Linked DNA regions of Homo sapiens: region 2 is linked to region 1. Evidence: chromatin loops called from intact Hi-C (ENCODE). Cell type or tissue: B cell. All regions are shown on one strand. Links, peaks and the distances in the headings refer to the core of each region. The heading gives the core; the rest is flanking DNA.

Region 1 (8,338 bases), core at 265-8,264:
ACACCTGTAGTCCTAGCTACTAGGGAGGCTGAGGTGGGAGGATTGTTTGATCCCAGGAGGTTGAGGCTGCAGTGAGCTGAGATCACACCACTGCACTCCAGCCTGGCTGACAGAGCAAAACTCTGTCTCAACAACAGCAACAAAAGTATAGCTCTTTTACTGAAACAACAACAATAAGTCAACCTGTCACTTGCAATTCAAACTGCCAGGAAATGCTAATAATTTGAACTGCCCAGTGTGCAATGCGTCTGTGTCACAGCATGTGACTGCAATGTTGCCTGTGGGGCAGGTTCATAAAGTCATGGTGAAGACACTCATTCTGGATTCACACTGATCTGGAATCCCAATCCAGGTCCACCAATTATGGTCTCTGTGAGCAAGTTACTTTTTTCCCAAAGACAAAATAAAATTAATTATATTACTTTCTTCATAGAGTCACGGTTAGGATTAACTGAGATAATTCACATTAAATCCCCAGCCCTGGCCTTGGCAAATAACAAGTGTGCAATAAATGTCAATTAATAAGTAAATGAGTTGACCTGGCAGCAGACATGGTGGTAAAGCAGGCTGGTGAGCCACACTTGGAGATGAACGAAAGTAATCCCTGTGCCATAGGAAACCAAGCCAGAATTCATGTTGCAGGTACGTAAAATGGCAGGGCATGCCCCACTTATCCAGTACATCCAAAAATGTTCCTGGCTAATTTTAAGAGTTACTCAATCAATGACAGACTTTAAGGATAATTGAATGTTCTTTGTTTCTCTTGGCAAAATCACAATTTGCAGAATTCTATTTGGCAAGAGACATAGTCCAAAGTTCTTTTCTTTTTTTAAGGAAAATTATTTCAATCACAAGAAGTAGATTGCATGGGACAACCTGTGAGAGTCCTTTCAGGTCAAAACATTCTACATCTCTAACAGCATTGTGCACTGGCATGGAACACATGGTAGAAGGAACGTTCCTGGGCTGTGGGGTTGGACAGACCCGAGCCTGGCCTCCTCCTCTGCATGCAGCTTGATCAAGGTCTATCCTTTCTCTGAGTCTCTCTCATCTGCATAAATGGGGAGAGTAATACCTACCTTAGAGGATTGTTGTGAGAATTAAATGAGAGTATTACATATAAAAGTGCCTGGGATAGTTCTAGGCACATGGTAGATAATGAATAAATGGGAATATTTCTACCTTGCTCTCCAAAGTCACTCAGCAGAGTTACCTGAGACTACGAACCTCCCAGGAGAGCTGTTTACTTAGGGAATTACAGCTGCGGGTGAGACTTTGCCATTTGAGTGTGTTCCCTGTGGGACATATCACTTAAATAGCCCGTTGAGACTTTTTTTTTTTTTAAGAGGAAACGGGTTGAAGAGGGTAAGTCAGTGGTGGAAACTTACGGGTTGGAATGTAGGCACTGGTTAGCTGGCTGCTTTGAGGACATCAGGCTACCCTATATTCCTCCATCCACCCGCCCATTCAATAAATTTTTATTGAACACAAATTCTGTGTTAGCATCAGGCTTGAGGCTAGGGATACAACAGTGAAGAATAAACAGTCCCTGCCCTTAAGAGTTCACAGTCCACTGGGAGAAACAGACAAGAACACAAGCAATTAAGATATAGCCCATTGTGGTCAACGCCAAGGGAGGGGAAGTATAGAATGCCATGGACATGATGAGAACAAGACATGTGCTTTAACTTGTACTATTTTCAATGTACTCAGTGAGGGGTGAGGAAAAACAGATGTTTAAACTATTTTTTTAAAGACTGATATATTAAACACTGGTACATCCATTACAACACTTAAAAAATAAAACACTACAAGGCTGGACACAGTGGCTCACCACTATAATCCCAAGCACTTTGGGAGGCCAAGTGAGGAGGATCACTTGAGGCCAAGAGTTCAAGACCAGCCTGGGCAACACAGGGAGAATTTATCTCTATTTAAAATTTAAAATTTTACAAATCAAGTCATAAACATTAGCTGGGCATGGTGGTGTGTGCCTGTGTTCCCAGCTACTTGGGAGGCTGAGGTGGGAGGATTATTTAAGCCCAGGAGTTTGAAGTTGCAGTGAGCTATGATGGTGCCACTGCCCTCCAGCCTGGGTGACAGAATGACACCGTTATCTCCAAAAAAAGAGTGTTATTTGCTTTGGTAGACCTGGAGCAGATTTTCATATCCAGTTATGTAAGCAGTTGGGTTTCCAGTGATGTTTTAATGCAGTCATTGGTGGACACACTCTGGGAAGCTCTGGCTATGAGAGCACATAAAGTCCGCCCCCTGCTCCGGACATGAGGTTTAAAAATCTTTCCACACCACTGGATGGAAATGTGGATGATTGGTAGAAATTACCCAACTAACGGTTAGAGGTGGAAAGGAGTGACGGCACTATTTCAGGCATAATAAGAAGTATCAGAAGTGAGAAAAAACATGGAATATTTGAGATACTAAATGGCACTTATTTAAATGACATCAATTGCTGGGGCATAGAATTGAAGTGGGAAGTGTCGACATACAAGCCAGAGGAGACAAATATAGGAGAAACTCTGTCAGAGACTGTCCCACACTACAGAATACATTTATGGAAAATAATTAGAGCATGCACAAGTGTGCAGAAACCTGTGGGTAGAAGTGTTAAATTAACGTAGAATTTAAATGAGTCAAAACTCTCGGTATAATTTTTCCTAACATTCCTCTACAATGCCCAAAATGTTCCATATTCTTCATTAATCATGTTCATTATTTATATAATAATGGAGCAAAATTCTCAAACTAAAGAATGATTGAGCTGGGCGTGGTGGCTCAAGCCTGTAATCCCAGCACTTTGGGAGGCTGAGGTGGGCAGATCACTTGAGCCCAGGAGTTCTAGACCAGCCTGGACAATATGGCGAAACTCTGTCTCTACTAAAAATACAAAAATTAGCCAGGACTGGCGGTGCGCACCTGTAATCCCAGCTACTCAGGAGCCTGAAGTGGGAGAATCCCTTGAACCCAGGAGGCAGAGGTTGCAGTGAGAGAGATTGCACCTCTGCATTCCAGCCTGAGCTACAGAGTGAGACTCTGTCTCAAAAAAAAAAAAAAAAGAGAGAGAGAGAGAATGATTAAGTGCATTTCTCCTTGTGACTCATGAAGAACAGTGCACTCACCCTCCTCACTGAGCAGGCGTCCTGTTTTACTGTGATAGGAAAATTCATGGCAGCACCACGCTGTGTGAGGTGAGTCTGCATCTAAACAGGAATATTGTGTCCGACTGGCGTGAAGGCCAATTGATTTTTGTTTCTGGAGTAGGACGGAGTTTGCCCCAGCAAGGGTTTGGGGCCTTCCTTGAGACACTGGCCCCACCACATGCCTGGAAAAGTCGGGAGCGGGAGCCTGGAAAGGAGACAGCAGGGACACTAGGAGCAGGTCAGAGGTGGGCTCCCTTCTTAGGGCAGATGATCAAAGGCCAAATGCAGCAAAGAGTTTCAGTCCAGTTTGAGACCTGCCACACCAGATCTGAACAGAAACGGACACCTCAAGTGCAGAGCACATAGACATGCACAGCTTCAGTCTCCTGAGTAGCTGGGATTACAGGCATGTGCCACCATGCCTGGCTAATTTTGTATTTTTAGTAGAGATGGGGTTTCTCCATGTTAGTCAGGCTGATCTCGAACTCCCAACGTCAGGTGATCTGCCCCCTCGGCCTCCCAAAGTGCTGGGATTACAGGCGTGAGCCACCGCTCTAGGCCAAGCAAATTGTTAATGCTATTAAAGGCACAGTACTGAATGAGATCACCAAGGACATGTGGTCAAAAGAGAAGACCAAGGTCCAATCTCTGAAACACTCCAACTTTAAGAGATTGGGGATAAGAGGAAGAACCAAAGGAGGCCAATAAGAAACCTCCAGTAAGATAAAAGGAAAATGAAGACATTGTGGTATCCTGAAAGTCAAGTGTAAAGTCTCAAGGAAGAGGAGTGGTAACTGCGTCAAATGCTGCTGATAGGTCAAATTGGAGATAAAAATTGACCATTTGATTTAGCAACATGGGGGTCACTGGTGATCTTGATAAAAGTAAATTTGGTGAAATAGCAGGGACACATGCTTTCTTGGCTACGTTAAGGAGCCACTGGCAGAAAAGAAATTGGAGGCAGCAGCACAGGTAGCTGGGCATCTTTTGAAAAATCACGATGCGGATGATACAGGGAATTCAACTGCCCAAAATGAAGCAAAGGAGACAAGAGATGGAAATGTCCCTCAGAGAGAAGCAGGCCTCAGGTAGCCCTTGAAGGTGAGAGATGGCAGCACAAAACCACAAGAATTATTCAAGAGACCCAGGAAGAAGGGGAGTTGGCAGGGTATGGCCTCCAACAGCAACACAGGAGTGCTGGCCTAGCACCCACTTCCTGGACTCAGCATAGTAGGAAGCCACGTGGGCTGTACACAGGAGAGTTGGTAAATTGTCCCCCAAGCACTTGGAAATACATTTCCTTTCTGAGATACAAACATATTACATTAACTGCTCAGAGATATGCAGTCGTCTCAGAGAGAAAAAATGGTTTTGAGGCCAGCAAGACTTGACCTGAGTGAGGGCATTAACAGAGCTAAAAAAAAAAATGTTGACACAAAACAAAAAGTAGAAGTAGTCCTCGATTTTCCCGCGTGCGTTACACAAACTACACTTTGACATATCACAAAGACAACTCAAGCCACCATTTCATAGGCTGCATGTGACCTTCCTTCCCTCAGGTTTCCAGGGGACACTTGAAGCTACCACAAGGTGGCGCTGCCTGCCATCCAATAGTTTATCAATGCCCTTTTTTACCGATTACTGAAATTATTTACATATTTTATTGCCTTTTTTCCTTATTATCTTATAAAATGAGCAAAAATTGGAAGTTATCATGAAGGAGAGAATCTACTGGCAAGGAGGCTCAAGTATCTAGTCTCTTTTGTTTTTACATTTCCTTTGTAAATTAATAAACTGTCATTCTTACTTAAATTTCAATCTCTGTGGAACTTCAATAGTGTAAGTCAACATCCCTAACTACAATCAACTGAATAAAATCACATACTGTCACCTGCAAGGTCAGACCCTGGACCATGGGAAGCCCATCAGGTTATCACTTTGTGAGTCTCTTGGCACATTTTTGGTTTTTCCTATTTGTACAACTCTCGTTTTTAGTCACTATGCACTTTTCCACTTGAAGTGGAAAATTCCACTTCATTGCAAACTCCAGTGCCTAGAAGGGCAAGCCAGTAGCCTAAATGAAGAAAGCAAGCCCTGGGCAAGAATACTGAGGAATATAGCAGGGAGTGGTGGGGACTGTGACAAAATGGAAAGCACATACCTTGTCTAAAGTGGGCTGACACTCAAGCATAGCCGCTTGTTGCCATATGCAAATAAGAGTTCTTTATTGCCAAATCTCTTTGTAAGAAAAAAAAAGGACTTTTATGTAAAATGTTATATTTTTGCAATATTAGCACCCCCCTCAAAAAAATACAATGAAGGCCAAACAAAACATATCTGTCAACCACCAGCTTGAGGCTTCAGTTGTGTAGTATTTATAGATTAGTACATATATAGCACGATTTTTTCTTAAAATATTTTAATCAAAATAATACATGAGCATGGATTTTGCAAAATAGCTTACAACAAAAGGCAATAATCCTTTGTTCCATTCCTTCCAGGACCCACCCCAAAAGTCTCACCACTACCTCTTGATTCATCAGTTGTAGACATTTGAAACACTATTTAATTACTATCATGATACATGAAGATTTAACTCATTTAAAGTTCATCATATTTTTTAGTTTCAACCATAGATGTCTTCAGCCTGAAAGCTGAGTCAGGCTGGGCATGGTGGCTCACGCCTATAATCCCAGCACTTTGGGAGGCCAAGGCAGGAGGATCGCTTGAGCCCCAAAGTTCAAGACCAGCCTGGGCAACACAGTGAGACCTAGTTTCACCTGAAAATCAAAAAAAATTAGCTGGCTGTGGTGCCTTGTGCCTGTAGTCCCAGCTACTCCAGAGGCTGAGGCGGGAGGATGGCTTGGGCTTGGGCTTGGGCTTGGGAGATCAAGGCTGCAGTGGGCAGTGGTGACGCCTCTGCACTCCAGCTTGTGTGACATAGCAAGGCCCTGTCTCAAAAAACGAAAACAAAAAACTGCTGAATCAATCAGCGTTTAGTCAAAATCACAACAGTTATTTGATCAGAGAAAATCTAATATAAAGACTTGTTAACTGTGTAAAATTTAACTGTGTATAAAATGTTTAACAGAAACTGTAAAAAAGACTCTAAAACAGGGTTTCTCAACCTTGACACTATTGGTGTCTTGAGCTGAATAACTGTTGTGGGTGCTGTCCTGTGCAATGTAGGATGTTTAGCAGTATCCCTGGCCTCCACCCAGTAGGTGCCAGTAGTATACCCCTCACCTCCACCAAATTGTGACAACCAAAAATCTCTCCTGGCCAGGCGCGGTTGTTCCCGCCTGTAATCCCAGCTTTTTGGGAGGCCGAGGTGGGAGGATCACCTGAGATCAGGAGTTCAAGACCAGCATGGTTAACGTGATGAAACCCTGTCTCTACTAAAAATACAAAAATTCACTGGGCATGGTGGCGAGCGCCTGTAATCTGAGCCACTCGGGAGGCTGAAGCCCAGGGAATCGCTTGAACCTGGGAGGCAGAGACTGCAGTGAGCCTAGATCACATCACTGCACTCCAGCCTGGGCGACAGAGCGAAACTACATCTCAAAAAAAAAAAAAAAAAAAAAAAAAAACAACTCCAGCTTTTGCCAAACGTCCCCTGGGAAGCAAACTTGCCACTGGTCAGGAATCACTGCCCTAAGGTAGGTATCACAAAAGAAACAAGGGTAGGAAGCAGCTACCACCCCTAGGGCTAGGGGAAGGAAGAGAAGGGACTGAAATTATTAAAACTTAGAAAAGTAGAAGAGGTGACATTTAACCCCTCAGACCCCTTCTGGGGTCTCAGCCTGCTTGGCTGGTGCTGGGGTCTCTAAGGCGGGCACCAGAAAGCTGGTTCTGCAGATGTTGGAAAAACTGGATTCCATGGCTACCAGAAAAAGGACCTGCAGGTTGCAGGCAGAAACAGCTTTGTGGTCTGATGCTCTCTGAAACAGAAGCCTACGGGGAGGAGGAAGTCCCTTCCCTCCTCCAGCCTTGCAGCCTCCCTCGAGTGCCCCCTGGAGGCAGAGCCTAGCAGCGAGCCAGCAGGCTGAGCAGAAACGCGGCTTCCGGAGTCCGAGCCTCAGCATCACAAAGCCGAGGTAGAAAATTGTCTGAAGCCAAAAGACTGGAACTGGTAGAAGGGCCAGGCTCTCTACTAAGGTCTCTCATTTATTACCCCATGTGATTCTCAAACTCTGACGTGCTTATCAGTCACCGGGAATGTGAGACAAAATTGGAAAAGTAAGCAAGAATAATGGAAGGTCATGGCAAGAAGTTTGAACTTCTTCCCAGGAACTAGAGAGCCATTGAAGGGCTTCAGCAGTTAAACTTCATTTATTTATTTATTTATTCTTTTTTTCTTTGTTTGTTTTGTTTTGTTTTGTTTTGAGACGGAGTCTCACTCAGTCGCCCAGGCTGGAGTGCAGTGGCTCCATCTCAGCTCACTGCAACCTCTGCCTCCTAGGTTCAAGCGATTCTCCTGCCTCAGTCTCCCGAGTAGCTGGGATTATAGGCGCCTGCCACCATGCCTGGCTAATTTTTTGTATTTTTAGTAGAGATGGGGGTTTCACCATGTTGGCCAGCTGGTCTTGAACTCCTGACCTCAAGTGATCGCCTGCCCTGGCCTCCCAAAGTGCTGGGATTACAGGCGTGAGCCACTGGGGCCAGCTAAGTTTTGTATTTTTAGTAGTGACGGGGTTTCGCCTTGTTGGTCAGGCTGATCTGGAACTCCTGACCTCAGGTGATCTGCCCGCCTTGGCCTCCCAAAGTGCTGAAATTACAGGCGTAAACCACTGCACCTCGCCCGCAGTTACACATATTTATAGACAACATATTGGATATTTTTTCCTGATGTCTGGTCTTATCCACTGTGAATTAACTCCTACTGGTTTTGCTGTCAGTGTAACCTTATTTCTAATCTTGGGGACATTTCTCTTGAGCCCTCTATGACTCTCATTCCCACAGAGTTAGTGGCTCCTTCCACTCGGCTCTTACAGCTTGCTGTATAGACCTTTCTGTCTTTGTTTCTGTTGTTTAAATGTCTACTTCTCTCACCAGACTGTTAATGCCTCAACAGGAATTGTGTTTTATTGATTTTTGTTTGCCCACATTGTAATCTAATAAGTGTTTCTTAAAAGCTTAATGGAAGGATGAACGAGCAGGAAGGCAAGAAGAAATAAAAA
Region 2 (8,338 bases), core at 148-8,147, 420 kb after region 1:
GGGAGAGTCTAGACTGGATCTGTTAGACAGGGATTACATTGTATCTGATCGGATCTATCATACTGAAGAGTTTATACTGTTAAACTGAAGATAGTGGAGAGCCACTGAATAATTTTCAACAAGCTTCAATCAAATTTATGTTTGTAATGTTTTGTAGCTTCTGTGCTTCCTTCCCTCCTCCTTTTTCATATATTGTCATATTCTATCTGATTATTTCCCTTGTTTGTAAGTGATGCTTTGGAGTTTTCTTTGTCTGCTCAGTTGGAGTGTTCTTAAACACTCAATGTCAGGTATATAACCACTTACCTCTAACCTTCTATGGGAAAGGAGTATTAAATAGACATGCTATATCAGTTTTGCCAGTATTCTGTGTGTTACTTTACTGCTTAATTTTGAGTTGTCTTTCTCTCTTACCAATGCGCTATTCGAAATTTGATTTTGTTTTAATTACCAATGAACTCTTGTCTTGTGGAGACATAAAAGATACTACAATGAGTAACAACAGTCAAAATACCTGCCAAGCCAGAAGTTCACCATCCCTTTGGTGATTTTTTATTTAAAGAACAAGCCAGGTCTGGTAGTCCTGTAGTCCCAGCTACTCAGGAGGCTGAGGCAGGAGGATCACTTGAGCCCAGGAGTTTGAGCCCAGCCTTGGGCAACATAATGTCTGCCTGCCTGCCTGCCTGCCTGCCTGTCTCTGTGTCTCTGGCTGTCTCTCTCTCTCTCTCTCTGTCTCTCTCTCTCTGTCCCTCTCTGTCTCTCTCTCTCTCTTTAAAGAAGGACATGAAATTCCTGATAAGCCACAAAGGGTTAATTTCATTATTAACTCTTGAACAAAAATTAATTATTTAGGTAATATTATATATGAGACCTTAAGTTGGTTTTTTTTTTAGATGATTTTAGAATAGGTGACCTTTGCAAATTTAACTAGAAATTTGAGATTTGTTTGACATTATTAATGCCTCACAAAATTTATTCTCATTATTACTGAGTAAAATCAACTAGCTAGTTGTATAAAATCTAGCTGCAGCCATATACCTTGTTGGACTTAATTTTCTGCATCAGAATAATGTTTGTGTTAGATGATTTCTAAAGTCTTTTTCTGTTTACAGTTTTTGTATCCTTCATCTAATAAATTTTTCCAAATTATTTTTCATGTAGTGCACACATGGTCTTCTGAAGAAGCCATGGGTAGCTGTTGTAGCTGTCCAGATAAAGACACTGTCCCAGATAACCATCGGAACAAGTTTAAGGTCAGTAAAACTGGTTGAGTTATATATCTTACTGCCTAGTTGGGTGTTCTTCTTTTATTTCACTTAACATATCTTATTTCTGGCTTTTATCACCAAACCTTTCTATTTCCCTTTCTTTCCACCCTGTCTTTCTTGATTTAATAAATGATGACAACATTTTCTTACAGTATGGAATTTTTTTTAGTTTTCCTTCGGTCCTCTGTATCTAATTAGCCATACCGTTCTGGTAATACTGTTTTTAAAATGCCATTTTACGGGGTGCCTTTTCAATCTCATCACTATCTGTCTTTCAGTTATTATTTTCATGTGTGCCTGTGTGATTTCTTAACTGGACTCTACCTCAAGTCACCCTCTGATTCATCCTGTAGTCACCATCAAATTAATCTTCTTCTCTCATCATTCACTAACCTCTTTGCTAAAATTGTGTGGTGTTATTTTACCTGTAGGCTAAATGCTGCTATAGCTGTTTTGTGTCTGATAATTTGACCTCGATCTGTTACAAAGAATAGCCTTGATCACACAAACCTAGGTGTAAGTCTGTCACTTTATAAGCTTTGTGACCTTGGGCAGGTTACGTTATTACTGAGTCTTAATTCCATTTTTGTACAGTGTAGTCTAGGATTGTTATGAGGGTTAAATACATGTAAAGCTCTTTTCCTACTCCCAGGGGAATAGTAACTTCTCCCTAAATGTTACCTACTGCTCTTAGTCTTTGGATGTTTTCTGAAGCTCAGCAGTACAAAGCCTTTCCTCATATGAACTCTGTGCCAATCTATTTTGGTGTCTTTGAAAGGTACTTTTTTTGTTCTGCTTTAACATTGTGTCTTTATGATGTCCCTTTATCTCCTGACCCACTAGATTTCCCCTCTGATTTTATTTTCTGCGTAAATTTATTTATACTAGCGGTCCAGCTAAAGGCCCTCCTCCTCTTAAATGAAGGTGTCTCAACAACCTTAGACCACACTTCCTGCCTTCTGCAGCCTCTGTTGCATTCCTTTGTCAATTAATCATACACTTTTGTGGTATTGACTTTGTGTTTCTACATTTTGTTTCCCCAGTGGGAATGTAAATTTCTTACAGATCTGAACTGGGTGTTACACGGCTACGTAGTCCATGCCTGATACACACATTGGTTGATGAATGAACTAACAAATTACAAATAACTAATTAGCAACAATGCATTTTCCTGACGAATTGGTGACATATTTGCATGACTGTCACCTTCTTTTTTTAGGTCATTAATGTGGATGATGATGGGAATGAGTTAGGTTCTGGCATAATGGAACTTACAGACACAGAACTGATTTTATACACCCGCAAACGTGACTCAGTAAAATGGCACTACCTCTGCCTGCGACGCTATGGCTATGACTCGAATCTCTTTTCTTTTGAAAGTGGTCGAAGGTGTCAAACTGGACAAGGTAGAACCTTTGTTTTTTTTCCCAAATATTGTATTTGAAATTGTTTTTTCAGCTATTCTGTATACAAAGATTAAATTAATATTTTTCTTCTGAAAAAAATCCCAAAATAAACAGATTGTTAAGGAAAGATATAGTATACTGTGTATTAATTTATCAACTGTTTATTAAGCACATTGTCTATGTGAGAAATTTTGGCTCATGTCAACTTTAAGATTTTTCAGTAAATGATTGGGTCAGCTAAATTGACTAAGTGTCTTTATCATTGATTTTTTTACTACCTACTACTTGAATGGCCTTGACAAGTTACAGGACTTCCATTGAATGTTAAATTTCTTCTCTATAAAAGGGAAATGGTAATACCTATCTTTTAATTATTGTAATAATTAAACAAGATAACAATTGGAAAACACCTAGGGACTTTCCAAGGGGCCTGTTACATGGCAAATGATCACCTTGGAATAGTGAGTTGGGCTCCCCCTGCTGTTAAGAAACAGACTAGCGTAAGTGCGCAGGTCTTGATTTCATTAGCTTTATTTTGGGCCATCTCCCTTAGATGAATGAAAATTATTCTGTGAACTTTTGGCGGGGGTTTGTTTTGAAACAGAGAATAATCATTAATTTATCAGATATTTATTTAAAAGGGATTTCTGACTCGGTGCGTAGAATGCTTACTTTACAATTCTGCTGTTTGTCAAGTGTTCCTATAGTTTTTTTTAAAGGTATGTTAACTATTTTTCCCTTTTGGTTTATATTTGTAGGAATCTTTGCCTTTAAGTGTGCCCGTGCAGAAGAATTATTTAACATGTTGCAAGAGATTATGCAAAATAATAGTATAAATGTGGTGGAAGAGCCAGTTGTAGAAAGAAATAATCATCAGACAGAATTGGAAGTCCCTAGAACACCTCGAACACCTACAAGTAAGTACCCCTTTTCCCTTTCACATTTTGAATAACAGACGTTTAGTTGTAAGCTATAGATTGTGGGTATTTAATCAATAACACACTAGAAATCACCACTGGATAACAGAAGTATAATGGTTGTCAGTTTTTAAAAACAGCTGTAGGCCGGGCGCAGTGGCTCACGCCTGTAATCCCAGCACTTTGGGAGGCTGAGGCGGGCAGATCACTAGGTCAGGAGATCGAGACCATCTTGGCTAACACTGTGAACCTCCATCTCTACTAAAAAAATACAAAAAAATTAGCCGGGCGTGGTGGTGGGCACCTGTAATCCCAGCTACTCGGGAGGCTGAGGCAGGAGAATAGCATGAACCCGGGAGGTGGAGCTTGCAGTGAACTGAGATCATGCCACTGCATTCCAGCCTGGGCGACATAGCAAGACTCCGTCTCAAAAACAAAACAAAACAAAACAGAACAAAAAAACACAGCCGTAGTTCTAAGTACTTCAAATATTTAAAAAATGAAAACATTCAGTATTTCATATTAGGTAAAATATGGAGTTGGGGGTAATACTATTTGTGCTCTGATTTCTGCTGTCTTGGCAGAAAGACCTCCTATAATCCTCAGTACAGATTCGATTCTTACTCATTTTTATTCTCTCTGCCCCGCCCCCCTTTTCCTTAAACCAATAAACAAAAACTCAGCTCCAGGATTTGCTGCTCAGAACTTACCTAATGGATATCCCCGATATCCCTCATTTGGAGATGCTTCATCCCATCCGTCAAGCAGACATCCTTCTGTGGGAAGTGCTCGCCTGCCTTCAGTAGGGGAAGAATCTACACATCCTTTGCTTGTGGCTGAGGAACAAGTAAGCATGTGCTACTGTGTAACAGCAATAATGATTGTTCAGAGTTAGGGTATCACTGTGCTAATACTGGAAGATTTTATTCAGCTTGAAGTTTAACTTTATCTGTTTGTAAATTACTTTTGTAGTGAACAATCAGAGGAGATAGCATATATTTGCTGGTTTATGCTCAAATATATGCGGGTATTCAGGGGAACTTACCATTACAGTAGCTTGTGGGTTCACAGAAGAGGTACATCTATAGATTAAGAAAGGCATAACTAATGGTCAGTTCCCATTATAAGAATGTCCAATGGATTAAGAGTTTATGCTGCTTTTCATATTTTAGCCATTATAGTCAGTGAACTACGAGTAGGAAGGTAGATTTTGCTGTTAATGTTATGGAGTTATTTAGTGTTCCCGAGTATGCTAGTTTTCATGTGTGGAATGAAGTATCTGGTTGGAACCTCTGTATTAATTAGTTATACTTATGTTTTGTAAACCATATGTCACATTAAAAAGTTTTTAGTGTTTTTAAAATCAGTTTCTTTGTGTTCTTTACATAATGAGTTGTTATATTATTTACTGTAATTACATGAGTCTTGGTCTGTCGCCCAGGCTGGAGTGCAGTGGCATGATCTCAGCTCACTGCAACCTCCACCTCCCGGGTTCAAGCAGCTCTCCTGCCTCAGCCTCCCAGGTAGCTGGGATTACAGGCGCAGGCCACCACATCCAGCTAATTGTTTCATATTTTTAGTAGAGACCGGGTTTCACCATGTTGGCCAGGCTGGTTTTGAACTCCTGACCTCAAGTGATCTGCCTGCCCCGGCCTCCCAAAGTGTTGGGATTACAGGCGTGAGCCACTGTGCCCGACCCTTGTAAATATTTTTATATTATCTCCCCAAAATACTATTAAGCTTTTCTAAATAGTGATAATTTCTTACTTGGTGGCATTTATTTTATATATATGCATTTTACAGAACTCTTATTAAATCTAGTGGAGTTAATCTTCTTATACATTCAGATCATCAGTAAATAAGGATAAACTTATCTCTTTTCAAAGTCGTTATTTATTTCTGGATCATGTTTTAATGCTTTGAGAACCTCTAAAACAGCAGCAAAATGATAATCCCTATTTTGTTCCTGATTTTTATTTTTTACATAATATTTATCATGTTTAACAATCAAATATAATGTTGCATGTTATTTTATTTTATTTTTTGAGATGGAGCCTCACTCTGTTGCCCAGGCTGATAATGTAATGGTGTAATCTCGGCTCACTGCAACCTCTGCCTCCCGGGTTCAAATGATTCATGTGCCTCAGCCTCCAGAGTAGCTAGGATTACAGGCGCTCACCACCATGCCCAGCTAATTTTTGTATTTTTAGTAGGGACGGGGTTTCACCATGTTGGCCAGGATGGTCTCGAACTCCTACCCTCAAGTGATCCACCCGCTTCAGTGTCCCAGAGTGCTGGGATTACAGGCATGGGCCACTGCGCCCAGCCTGCGTGTTATTTTGAAGTCGTTATTCTTTTATCAAATTAGGAAGACATTTCTACATTTCTCCTTCTCTTTCCACCTTTTTATTAATAAAAAAACAGGTGCAAAAGTTTTGAAGTAAGAGTACATTTGGAGAGAAAGTTAATACAGTTAACTGTTGTCAATAAAATTAACTGATGTGGTCAGGCTTTTTTTCAGTTTTGTTTTTTTAAGTAAGTTAACTAATTCACTTTCTGTTTTGTTTTAGGTACATACCTATGTCAACACTACAGGTGTGCAAGAAGAGCGGAAAAACCGCACAAGTGTGCATGTTCCATTGGAGGCGAGGGTTTCTAACGCTGAAAGCAGCACACCAAAAGAAGAACCAAGTAGTATTGAGGACAGGGATCCTCAGATTCTTCTTGAACCTGAAGGAGTCAAATTTGTTTTAGGGCCAACCCCTGTTCAAAAGCAGTTAATGGAAAAAGAGAAACTGGAGCAACTTGGAAGAGATCAAGTTAGTGGAAGTGGAGCAAATAACACAGAATGGGACACTGGCTATGACAGTGATGAACGAAGAGATGCACCCTCTGTTAACAAACTGGTGTATGAAAATATAAATGGGCTATCTATCCCTAGTGCCTCAGGGGTCAGGAGAGGTCGTCTGACATCCACCAGTACCTCAGATACCCAGAATATCAACAACTCAGCTCAGAGAAGAACTGCATTATTAAACTATGAAAATCTACCATCTTTGCCTCCTGTTTGGGAAGCCCGCAAGCTAAGTAGGGATGAAGATGACAATTTAGGACCAAAGACCCCATCTCTAAATGGCTACCATAATAATCTAGATCCAATGCATAACTATGTAAATACAGAGAATGTAACAGTGCCAGCAAGTGCTCACAAAATAGAATATTCAAGGCGTCGGGACTGTACACCAACAGTCTTTAACTTTGATATCAGACGCCCAAGTTTAGAACACAGGCAGCTTAATTACATACAGGTTGACTTGGAAGGTGGCAGTGACTCTGACAACCCTCAGACTCCAAAAACGCCTACAACTCCCCTTCCACAAACCCCTACCAGGCGCACAGAGCTGTATGCCGTGATAGACATCGAGAGAACTGCTGCTATGTCAAATTTGCAGAAAGCACTGCCACGAGATGATGGTACATCTAGGAAAACTAGACACAATAGTACTGATCTGCCCATGTGAGCCTGGAAAGCATTGTGTTGTTTGCACCTTTGTGAAGTTTTTAAAAATGAAGATGCAAGTGCTTCATTTTCATTTCTAAACACTAACTCCTTTTATAGACTGATAAAATTTTTTTCTGAATATTTCATGTGCATCTTTAACTAAAGGGAATTAATGTAGAGCAGGTACTCCTTAAAGAACACTAATTTCATTATATACTACTCGTTGTACAGCAGCATTCCCGTTTTCACAGTGCCTATTTAAAATGAGAGTTGAAGTAAATGACATGCTGGTTGATTTTTATCAATATTCTGGACTTAACGCATACCTTTCATGTCTAAGTCATGGTTGGCTTTTAAAACTTTTTATAAAGCCTCTTGACAATGTACATTGCTAACAGGTAACTATAGGCTTTGAAAGTAATGCTCGTAGATTCAGTGTTCACAGTATGTGGCCTCCAGCATGTAACATGAGGAATCCTTTATTTCATTAATTAATGGCTTTTTGACTTGAGCCAAAACATATGTAAAGGAAACAGAAGTACCGCACCTCCTCTTACACCAGTCAGCTCCTTTGCCTTCAGTGTTACTAGAAAGCGGCCTGTGTCCATGAGTGTGCTTTGCTGTTGGTGCACTGAAAGGCAGGAAGGAGACAAGATTTTCTATTTACTCATCTCATGATGTCATTTGAAGGGCATGTCCAGATATCTTAAAATTATAATAGGCTCAAGAATCAGTCTCAGGTCACTTTACCCAAAAACATTTGAAAATCTGAACCACAATCTCCTGAAAGTTTTTCTCCTATAGATTGTTGACAACACATTGTTTTCTGGAGGCATTTGTGCCATTAGGTTTCCATTTATCTTCAGTTTTTTTCTTTGGTGTTTGGGATGTCTTATTTTGTTGCCTTATGTCCTTTTCAATTTAAAATGTTTGAGTTTGTATATAGTTTTGAAATTGGATTATGTGTTCATTGTTGTTTAGTTTGCATTTTTGTCAAATTATGGTTTTGAAGGTTCATTTGGAACTTACTGTTAGTCTGTAACAGGGTTGCCCTTGTCCAGTATTTATTTATAAGCTGTTTACTTTTCAAGTTGATAAAAACATTCTCCAATTCTAAATTTGCTTGTGTCCATAGGTGATCTCTTTAGCAAACTGAGAAAAAAAGGAAGCTACTTTTAACATGCAAAGTTCCCTCAAGGTGTACCGTGTTGTCTCTGTGGGCACTCTTCCCCAGCACTTTAGCAG

Evidence for each region. Hi-C counts contacts between places; a loop is a spot of excess contacts. Peaks named below come from ENCODE experiments on the same cell type or tissue, not always from the same donor. Only the 100,000 strongest peaks of a DNase experiment are listed, where the experiment ranks them.
Region 2: a loop joins it to region 1, with 20 times the contacts of the local background. A loop is called at or near these places in 18 of 110 quality-filtered maps.

The regions. Positions count from the first base shown.
Region 1 is chr12:69,150,060-69,158,397 of GRCh38, forward strand. No RefSeq gene overlaps it. Among named protein-coding and RNA genes, the nearest start is that of CPSF6, 85 kb to the right of the region's middle. In B cell, for the core only: CTCF peaks have their summits at 4,757 (motif pointing right), 4,956, 7,184 (motif pointing left) and 7,383; DNase peaks (open chromatin) are centred at 4,752 and 7,162; H3K4me3 peaks cover 316 bases.
Region 2 is chr12:69,567,844-69,576,181 of GRCh38, forward strand. It overlaps FRS2 (fibroblast growth factor receptor substrate 2), which reads left to right. Exons shown (of 9, transcript NM_001278356.2): 5 at 1,162-1,253; 6 at 2,488-2,674; 7 at 3,433-3,591; 8 at 4,275-4,438; 9 at 6,162-8,338. The coding sequence starts at 1,188. The coding sequence ends at 7,112. Among named protein-coding and RNA genes, the nearest start is that of MIR3913-2, 13 kb to the right of the region's middle. In B cell, for the core only: CTCF peaks have their summits at 3,170 (motif pointing left) and 3,370; a DNase peak (open chromatin) is centred at 3,148; H3K27ac peaks cover 2,868 bases.